Linked DNA regions of Homo sapiens: region 1 is linked to region 2. Evidence: read pairs that join two places in POLR2A ChIA-PET (ENCODE). Cell type or tissue: A673. All regions are shown on one strand. Links, peaks and the distances in the headings refer to the core of each region. The heading gives the core; the rest is flanking DNA.

Region 1 (4,963 bases), core at 1,331-3,830, 60 kb before region 2:
GTACTTTTAATTGACAAACAAAAAGCTCAGCTCTGAAATTTCATTAGCACCACCAGAATGTTTGCCTCACAGCTTCCAGGTGGGACAGGAGGAGAAAAGGTATTTTCTGAGCCCCACCTTAAATATGCAAGCACGAATTTCAAGGAGGAGCTATAGAGCCTAGAGCTCTCTCTCCAGTTATATTGAGAGAAAGAGAGAGAGTATGTTTAGTGGGTCATAGTATACAATGTATTTCTCAGGTGAGCCATGGCCAAAAAGTTTGAAAGTTGATAGACTAGAGGACTTTATGCCATGGGTTTAAGTGACTGGCCAAAGACTGTGAAAATGAAGGAACTTGAGATTTTCAGTGCAATAGACCATTGGGACAGAAAGAACTCTCTTGTGGTATAAGCAATGGGTATAGAGCTCCTTCTTCCCTGATTTTATTTGTTGCTGAGGTCCAGGGCCAGGAAAAAGATCCCCTTTCAATCAATTGTCCGGGTACTACATATTTGGGGGCATTTTGTTCACCTAGCATGTTTTGAGCAATTCCCAGATTGGTGCCAGTCCTAAATCATGCTCTATCATCTTGGTTTAACTTCTGACTCCTCCAGTCTTGGTTGTCTTTCTGGTTATGCTGCCTGCATCCTGGACCAGACTGTGTTTGCAATGTCCTTGAACTTCTGTTGCCACTGTGACACAGTGAAGAGTGCATTTCTGTGACACTTAATGGCTTCTTTGTTCTTTGTATCTCCTGATTCATATTTAGGACAGAGGAGATGGTGCTCCAAATAGCTGAAATGTCTGCACTCTAGGTTGGAAGTAGAGGGCTAATTTACAAGTGCTAGCAAGGAGGCAAAACATTTTTAGACCATTGTTTATTTTTGGACTGACATTCAGAAATGGAAACTGGATTTGACACCAGATGGTCAAGAGTGGGAAGGTGGAAAGCCCTCAAGGCACAGGCTTACCAGGATCCCCCAGTATATTTATCCTTTTTCTTCCTGATGTCTTTCAAGGGCTGTGGAGAAAGTCACATGATCTAGAGCTCTAGGTTCTATAGCTCCTCCTTGAACTTGGCGCTTGCATATTTAAGGTGGGGCTCAGAAAATACCTTTTCTCCTCCTGTCCCACCTGGAAGCTGTGAGGCAAACATTCTGGTGGTGCTAATGAAATTTCAGAGGTGAGTTTTGTTTGTCAATCCTAGGGCAGGCCCTGGGAGATTTGGGGGAAAGAGCACAAAGAGGTGGGCTCCACAGATGTGTACACTTAAGTGGAACCCGTTATGATGCTGTCTTGGGGAGCTGGGATTTATTTTTTTCCAGCCACGCATAGCCCTGGGAGCTGTTAGATTTCTCTAAAGCCTTCACAACTCATGACCCTAGGTAAGCTCAGGTTCCATTTTCCTACGTCCTCAACTTTATTAGCCTTGCTCTCCAAAATAAAAAGAGCAAAGTCTGTTAGAGTGGACACTTTTTGGAAAGGACATCCCTGATCAATTTTGGGAAAACATTTTACAAGCTTAAATTGACCATACATTTGGGAGGTGGGATAGCCATTCTGAGGTACTTGTTTCTGGAGGTTGATTTTTCACACGTTTTCAAATGACTGAACAAGGCTTATCTTTCAAAATGGTTATATTGTAGGCTTGTTACCTTCTTCCATATTTGTGCCAGGGCTCAGAGAATGTTTGCAATGTTCTCCAGAGCTAGTTAGGAGACATGTGATAGATTTGGTATCTGTAAAATTTCACCTCATTTTTGACCTGAACATCCATCTCTGGCTTGGTCTCCAGGCTTGTTCACTAGCTTTGGTATTGAATACCAGATGGTTTTTCCAGAAATGAAAACTTTCTGGGCTATGTGCAGTGGCTCACACCTGTAGTCCACACAGTTCGGAAGGCTGAGGTGGGTGGGTCTCTTGAGCCCAGGAGTCTGAGACCAGCCTCCATGGCGAAACCCCGTCTTCACAAAAACACACACAAAATTAGCCAGGAATGGTGGCACGCCCCTGTAGTCCCAGCTACTTGGGAAGCTGAGGTGGGAGGATGTCTTGAGCCTGGAAGAAGGTTGCAGTGAGCCAAGATCATGCCACTGCACTCCAGCCTGGGCAACAGAGCAAGACCCTGTCTCAAAACAACAACAACAACAACAAAACACAACAAAACCCCTCTTTCTGAAGGTCGTAATTTTGCCATTATTGAGGAAATCCAAAAGAATATACTGAGACTTTCCAGGCAAGTTCCAAAGAGGTGTTTTAGAAGTACACTAAATTGCTCTCCAGATTCCTCCTCTCTGGGCAGGGCATATCTGAAAGAAGGGCAGCAGCCCCCGTCAGGGGTTTATAGATAAAACTCCCATCTTGCTGGGACAGAACACCTGGGGGAAGGGGCAACTGTGGGCGCAGCTTCAGCAGACTTAAATATTCCTGCCTGCTGGCTCTGAAGAGAGCAGTGGATCTCCCAGCACAGTGCTCAAGCTCTGCTAAGGAACAGTGTACCTCCTCAGGTGGGTCCCTGACCCCCGTGCCTCCTGACTGGGAGACACCTCCCAACAGGGGTTGACAGACACCTCATACAGAAGAGCTCTGGCTGGCATCTGGTGGTTGCCCCTCTGGGACGAAGCTTCCAGAGGAAGGAATAGGCAGCAATCTTTGCTATTCTGCAGCCTCTGCCAGTGATACCCAGGAAAACAGGGTCTGGAGTGGACCTCCAGCAAACTCCAGCAGACCTGCAGCAAAGGGTCATGACTATTAGAAGGAAAACCAACAAACAGAAAGGAATAGCATCAATATCAACAAAAAGGATGTTCATATAAAAACCCCATCTGAAGGTCACCAGCATCAAAGATCAAAGGTAGATAAATCCATGAAGATGAGAAAACACCAGTGCAAAAAGTTTGAAAATTCAAAAAACCAGAATGCCTCTTTTCCTCCAAAGGATCACAACTCCTCACCAGCAAGGGAACAAAACTGGACAGAGAATGAGTTTGATGAATTGACAGAAGTAGGCTTCAGAAGGTGGGTAATAACAAACTCCTCTGAGCTAAAGAAGCATGTTCTAACCCAATGCAAGGAAACTAAGAACCTTGAAAAAAGGTTAGACGAATTGCTAACTAGAATAACAGGTTTAGAGAAGAACATAAATGACCTGATGAAGCTGAAAAACACAGCACTAGAACTTCATGAAGCATACACAAGTATCAACAGCTGAATCAATCAAGCAGAAGAAAGGATATCAGAGATTGAAATTCAACTTAATGAAATAAAGCATGAAGACAAGATTAGAGAAAAAAGAATGAAAAGGAATGAACAAAGCCTCCAAGAAATATGGGACTATGTGAACAGACCAAACCTATGTTTGATTGGTGTACTTGAAAGTGACGGGGAGAATGAAACCAAGTTGGAAAACACTCTTCAGGATATTATCCAGGAGAATTACCCCAACTTAGCAAGATAGGCCAACATTCAAATTCAGGAAATACAGAGAACACCACAAAGATACTCCTCGAGAACAGCAACCCCAAGACACATAATTGTCAGATTCACCAAGGTTAAAATGAAGGAAAAACTGTTACGGGCAGCCAGAGAGAAAGGTTGGGTTACTAACAAAGGGAAGCCCATCAGACTAATAGTAGATCTCTCTGCAGAAACCCTGCAAGCCAGAAGAGAGTGAAGGCCAATATTCAACATTCTTAAAGAATTTTCAACCCAGAATTTTATATCCAGACAAACTAAGCTTCATAAGCAAAGGAGAAATAAAATCCTTTACGGACAAACAAATGCTGAGAGATTTTGTCACCACCAGGCCTACCTTACAAGAGCTCCTGAAGGAAGCATTAAATATGGAAAGGAAGAACCGGTACCAGCCACTGCAAAAACATACCAAATTGTAAAGACCGTTGATGCTATGAAGAAACTGCATCAACTAACGAGCAAAATAACCAGCTAGCATTATAGTGACAGGATCAAATTCACACATAGCAATATTAACCTTAAATGTAAATGGGCTAAATGTCCCAATTAAAAGACACAGACTGGCAAACTGAATAAAGAGTCAAGACCCATCAGTGTGCTGTATTCAGGAGACCCATCTCACGTGTAAAGACACACATAGGCTCAAATAAAGGGATGGAGGAATATACACCAAGTGAATGGAAAGCAAAAAAAAGCAGGGGTTGCAATCCTAGTCTCTGATAAAACAGATTTAAGCCAACAAAGATCAAAAAAGACAAAGAAGGGCATTACATAATGGTAAAGGGATCAATGCAACAAGAAGAGCTAATTATCCTAAATATATATGCACCCAACACAGAAGCACCCAGATTGATGAAGCAAGTTCTTAGAGACTTACAAAGAGACTTAGACTCCCACACAATAATAGTGGGAGACTTTAACACCCCACTGTTAATATTAGACAGATAAACAAGACAGAAAACTAACAAGGATGTTCAGGACTTGAACTCAGCTCTGGACCAAGTAAACCTAATAGATATCTACAGAACTCTCCACCCAAAATCAACAGAATATACATTCTTCTCAGCACCACGTCACACTTATTCTAAAATTGACCACATAATTGGAAGTAAAACACTCCTCAGCAAATGCAAAAGAAGAGAAATCCTAACAAACAGTCTCTCAGACCAAAGTGCAATCAAATTAGAACTCAGGATTAAGAAACTCACTTAAAACCTGACAACTACATGGGAACTAAACAACTTGCTCCTGAGTGACTACTGGGTAAATAACGAAATGAAGGCAGAAATAAATTAGTTATTTGAAACCAATGAGAACAAAGACACAACATACCAGAATCTCTGGGACACAGCTAAAGCAGTGTTTAGAGGGACATTTACAGCACTAAATGCCCACAGGAGAAAGCAAGAAAGATCTAAAATCGACACCCTAACATCACAATTAAAAGAACTAGAAAGGCAAGAGCAAACAAATTCAAAAGCCAGCAGAAGGTAAGAAATAACTAAGATCA
Region 2 (4,963 bases), core at 1,635-4,134:
ATGAATCTGTGCAGTGTATGGCCAGAGGAGACAGAAATAAACCTAGAGGCAGGTGGCTCCTGGCATTAATGGCCTGAAGAAAAGAGAAGCCCAGGCCCAAGACTCCTTCCTAGTTTGCATATCCTTCCCTCCCCCGCTACCTCCCCACTTCACCTTCCTGCCCCTAATGCCCTGGACCAATCCTTGACCTGGAGAGGGCAGCTTGTCCTGGTGCCAGCCCAGCATGCTCAGGCCTAACAACAATAGCTGGAAGGGCCTCTTGGAGCAAGTACTTCCTGAAGTGCCCAGAACAGCCACTGTCCTTGCGGCTCAGGAACAATCACAGCTCACGCCAGCTTCCGTGCTCCATTTCAGAGCCTCCAGCACTCTCAGTGGAGCCCCTGGGCCTGCTGTTGCAGGTTCCAAGCTTCAGGAGAGACAGGTAGACAAGGAGTCCAGGAGGCTACCCCTCAGACTGCTCAAATGCCTGTGGTTTAGGAGGACCTCAAGTTTTTTGTTTTTTTTTTTTTCTTAAAGTAAAGTTGGAAGAAAAATCTGGATAGTCGTTGTCCTTTACCCTTCCTGTAAACCAGTGGCCTCCTCCTTCATCTTTGTTCTTCTGTCATCTTTCTTTGGGCTTTGAAAACAAAGAGGGAGAAAAAGAAAACCACAAGTAAAAATTTAATTCTGGAATAACATTATACGCTTGACTCTTCATTCAGCAACACTGAATGAGGCCTGCTATGTGTAACCACTTTGGGGTACAAAAAAACTATTCAAATTTATTCACTTATTTATAAATGTATCTGGTCATTTCACAGTAATGATAGAGCCCCCGCCAAGCTGCAGGCATTGTAGATATAGAAATGCCTGGGTAGCTTGGACCCTGTCCTGTGCAGCTTCAAGTCAAGGGTGGGAGGTGGACAGAGAACCTGTAGTTGAAATACCCAGTTTATGTGCTGAGTGCTGGGAAGGGGAAGCACAGGGTGATGGGGTAGCACACACAGAAGGGGCAGCTGACCCTGACCAAGAATCCTGGAGGATGGATAGGAGGGAGCCCAAGGGAAAGTGAGGTTAGGTGGAGTAGGCGAATGCATAGGAAGAGACATTGACATTTGAGAAGGCTGGAGGTGAAAAACAATGCATATTTTGCATTAAATATAAAGGAGGTTCATGTGGCTGGATTGCGAAAGGAACAATAATCTCTAGTTGTTAGGAGTCCAAGCTCTGGATCCAGTCGGCCTGGGTTAGAATCTTTGTTGGGCCGCTTATTACTGTGTGTCCTTGGTGAAGCTATTAATGCTTCTGCAACTCAGTTCTCTTATCTGAAAAATGGAGAGGATGAAAATAATAGTACCTACTTCATAGGTTGCGGCAAAAATGAAAATGAGCAAATATGCATGAAGTACTAGAACCATAGCTGGCATGCAGTAAGTAAGGGCTTTAGAAGCGTCACCTATGATTAGGTGAGGAGTAGGGGACAGGAGGCTTGGACAAGCAAGGAAGTTAGTTCCATACACCTGTAATGCCTGTGGGCCAGGCATTAGCAAACCAAGCAGAATCAGAAAGACCCAGCTGCTGACTGCAGGGAACTTGCAGTATTGACTTGTTAAAAACTTGGACCTTGGAATCAGAGAGACCTGCCTTCCAACCTGTCTCATCTGTGTAGTCATAGGCAGATTATTTGCTGTCTTTGAGCCTTCTTTTCATCGGTAAAATGGGCATAATGATAGTATATTCTTTATAGAGTTGGGGTGAGGATTGGTGAGACCATATGTGTGTGTGTGTGTGTGTGTGTGTGTAGTCTCTCTGTATATAAAAACACATATAATGTGAATATATATATGTGTATATATAAAATAGTGCTAGCAAAATAGTAGCTATTATGCCAATCAGGGTAGGAGATGACAGGGAAATAACCATAATACAGGGAGAATATTTTATAATAATCAGGATGGTGACGCCCTTAGACACGGTGGCTACAGGCTCTCAGTGGTTTCCCATAGCTCTAAAATAAAGATGTACTTAGCTCACTGGCTTCATCTATCTTCATTTTCTCTGCTCTCTCTACTTCATCTACCCCGCTTTGTACTACACTGCCTAGACGTTCCTGCTCCCCAGACCTACAGATTCCAGGTGAAACATCATTCACTAGCAGAAGCTTTTCTTGAACCCCAGATGGGGTCAAGTTTATGTCCCCCACTAGATACTCTCACAGTATCCTTTATTTTGATTAGTGTCTGTTGTCCATCTAGACTATAAGCTTCATAAAGTCAGGGGTCATATCTTTTTTACTTATTATTGTCTCTCCATCAATTATTATGGTCCCCATATTAAGAAACCAATAAATATTTACTAAATACGTAAACACAAATGCAGCCAAGATCGAACTTTTATAAAGGGAGAAGCTGGAACCTGCTCCACTTCCACTCAGAGAACACAATTTTCCAGGGCCCTCTGCAGATTCCAAGACCCCATTTCTTTGCCTGAACAGCAGTGTAACTGATATGTCACACTGTAATGAACCAGAGGGCTGATTAAGAGCTTATGTAAATGTTGGGACTTTTGGCAGCATTCATTTCCCTCTGATTTTGGCATGACTCAAAGCATGGGAATTTTTCAAAAGAGAGAGCTTTCAGAAAATACCCACACCCAACGGTGGAAACCTTAGAAGAACACAGTGCAGAGGAACGTTCCTCAGCGAGGGATTAAGGGACTCTCAGCAGGTTTTCAAAGGCATATGGAGACAAGATGTCAGTGTGAGCTTGTTTCTCTGACAGAATCTGAAACGCTTTTAACCAGCAAGTTACCAAGAGGCTTTTAAGTGAAGAGGCTAATGTTGTAGGTTTATAAATAAATGGATGTTTGTGGTGACTTCTTTGTGGTTCATGTGACAGGGAGAACATCAGGGAGGGGAGATTATGTCTTGTATTAACAGGTAAATTGCTTTTTCTGCCTCTTGGTTAAGTGAGCAGGAGGACAGAGTGCCCTGGGTAAGGAATTGGGAGACCCCCCTTTTCTTTTCAACTGATCCTGGCTTTCCCTGTGATAAGCAGTGTGACCATGGACAAGATATTAACCGTCCTCTGCCTCAGTTTCCTCATCTGCCCAATGAAATTTATAATGCCTTGTCAAATTTTTATAAAATTAACTTGTAATACTGGTAGCTAAAACTTACTGAGCACTTAATATATGTCAGCCCCATATGAACTCGGTCAATCTTCACAACCACCCGTGAGATAGGTTACTACTATTGCCCCTACTTTACAGAAGAGAAAACTGAGGCACAGACACTCTAAATACCTTGTCCAATGTCACAAAGCTGGTAAGTAGTGGCACTGGGATTTGAACCTAGGCTACCTGGCTCTGGAACCAGATTTAATGACTGTGCTCTATGCTACTGCCTTTCTAAGTAGAGAGGGCCTTCTTAAAGGCCTTAAGAAGAATAAAGCCCGCTGGCTGGTTGGCTGGGCAGGATCTCAACAGAAAGTCTGCAGAGGAAAGGAGAAGACAGAGTGTCTACCAAGGGGAGATGTTATGGGTAATCATCTCTAGAAGGGGAGTTTTACCTTTTTATGGCTAGTATGGGAGAATGAGAGTTCTTAGACCTTGGGCTTGGAGACAGATATGGGCTTGAATCCATGTTTGGTCACTTAATATGTAACTTTTGGGGTAAATTACTAATCTGATCTGAGTTTCACAGCTCACCTTAAAGACAGAGCTATCAAGGTTACAGGATGTTGTGTGGATTATGTGAGAACATGTCAGGCATATGGTGCTCAACGAGTTTCTCCCTTCCCCTTTTTAACATGGTCCCCCCAAAATGAATTTATCTGGTGTCAATCACACTTTGAAACTGGTTTGGGATATGTTTATTCTCTGGGCTGCATTTTACATTGATAGTGTTTTTTCGGGTCAGGGTAATTGATAGGTTTTTGGGGTTCACTCCCACACTCACATTTGCCTACCAATGGGCAATTTTCTTGTCCTTTGGTGTGAGGCACATAGCCATTTCAGAGGAGGTTTTAGCCTTGTTGAGGATAAGGTCTCAGCCCCATCCCAGTGATGAACTGGAAATGGACAGGAAACATAAGGACACTGGATTCCATACACTTTTCCTGGGTACCATTTCTGTGCTGGACCCAGGGGTGTTGGTTGTTCAACCAGGAAGCCAGCTGGCTAGTTGGCTGTGGTCTCAGCTGAGAGGAACTTGAAGACATGACGAGAACTTCCTATCAAGGAAGTGGGGAGCCAGGAGAGTCAGCAGACAAACCCATGCCAGAGTCTATGAGGGCTGCTTGGACTCATACTCCAGAGAGTCCAGAGGCAAAGTCCAGTAAGGTCGGGAGAGATGGGGATTACACATAAAATCTTAAAAGCTGGATTGCATCTGGAAAAGGCCACAGTGCAAGTTCTGGATACGTCCAGGTAAATAGGTACAATCTGGATTTAAGGAAAAGAGCGTACATTGTGTGTGCGAGTGCCAGGTGATTTCAAATTAGGTGTCATATTAGGCATTGAAAGATAGCCAGATAAATCCTAGCATTCCCTGGCAACACCACAAGGGGGCAGACATTCAGGTGGGAGGGTTATGTTATAACAGGAAGAAACATTGATTTTGGTTCTTAGTCCCTTCTTAGCTCGTAATAATAGCAGTTGCATGTATTGAACACTTACTATGGGTCACAGACTGTGAGCATGCAATCTCCTTTAATCTCCGCAGCAAACGTATAATATTAAGACCTATTTTTCCATCTTTTTTTTTTCTTTCTTTGAGACAAGGTCTCACTCTGTTGAACAGGCTGAATGCAGTAGTGCGATCATAGCTCACTATAGCCTCGAACTCCTAGGCTCAAGTGATCCTCTTGCCTCAGCCTCCTCAGTATCTGGGACTACAGGAACATGCCAACACATCTGACTAACTTTTAGTTTTTTCAGTAGAGATGAGGTTTCACTACGTTACCTGTGCTGATCTGAAACTCCT

The links. Peaks named below come from ENCODE experiments on the same cell type or tissue, not always from the same donor. Only the 100,000 strongest peaks of a DNase experiment are listed, where the experiment ranks them.
Region 1: POLR2A ChIA-PET joins it to region 2 with 5 read pairs; 7 of 35 experiments call an interaction of 5 or more read pairs at or near these places.

What each region holds. Positions count from the first base shown.
Region 1 is chr11:27,270,916-27,275,878 of GRCh38, reverse strand. No RefSeq gene overlaps it. Among named protein-coding and RNA genes, the nearest start is that of BBOX1-AS1, 55 kb to the right of the region's middle. In A673, for the core only: no CTCF peak of the experiment used is centred there; no DNase peak of the experiment used is centred there.
Region 2 is chr11:27,211,158-27,216,120 of GRCh38, reverse strand. All of the region lies in intron 2 of BBOX1-AS1 (BBOX1 antisense RNA 1), which reads left to right. Among named protein-coding and RNA genes, the nearest start is that of BBOX1-AS1, 5.1 kb to the left of the region's middle. RefSeq lists an enhancer at 1-283. In A673, for the core only: no CTCF peak of the experiment used is centred there; a DNase peak (open chromatin) is centred at 2,600; H3K4me3 peaks cover 465 bases; H3K27ac peaks cover 2,292 bases.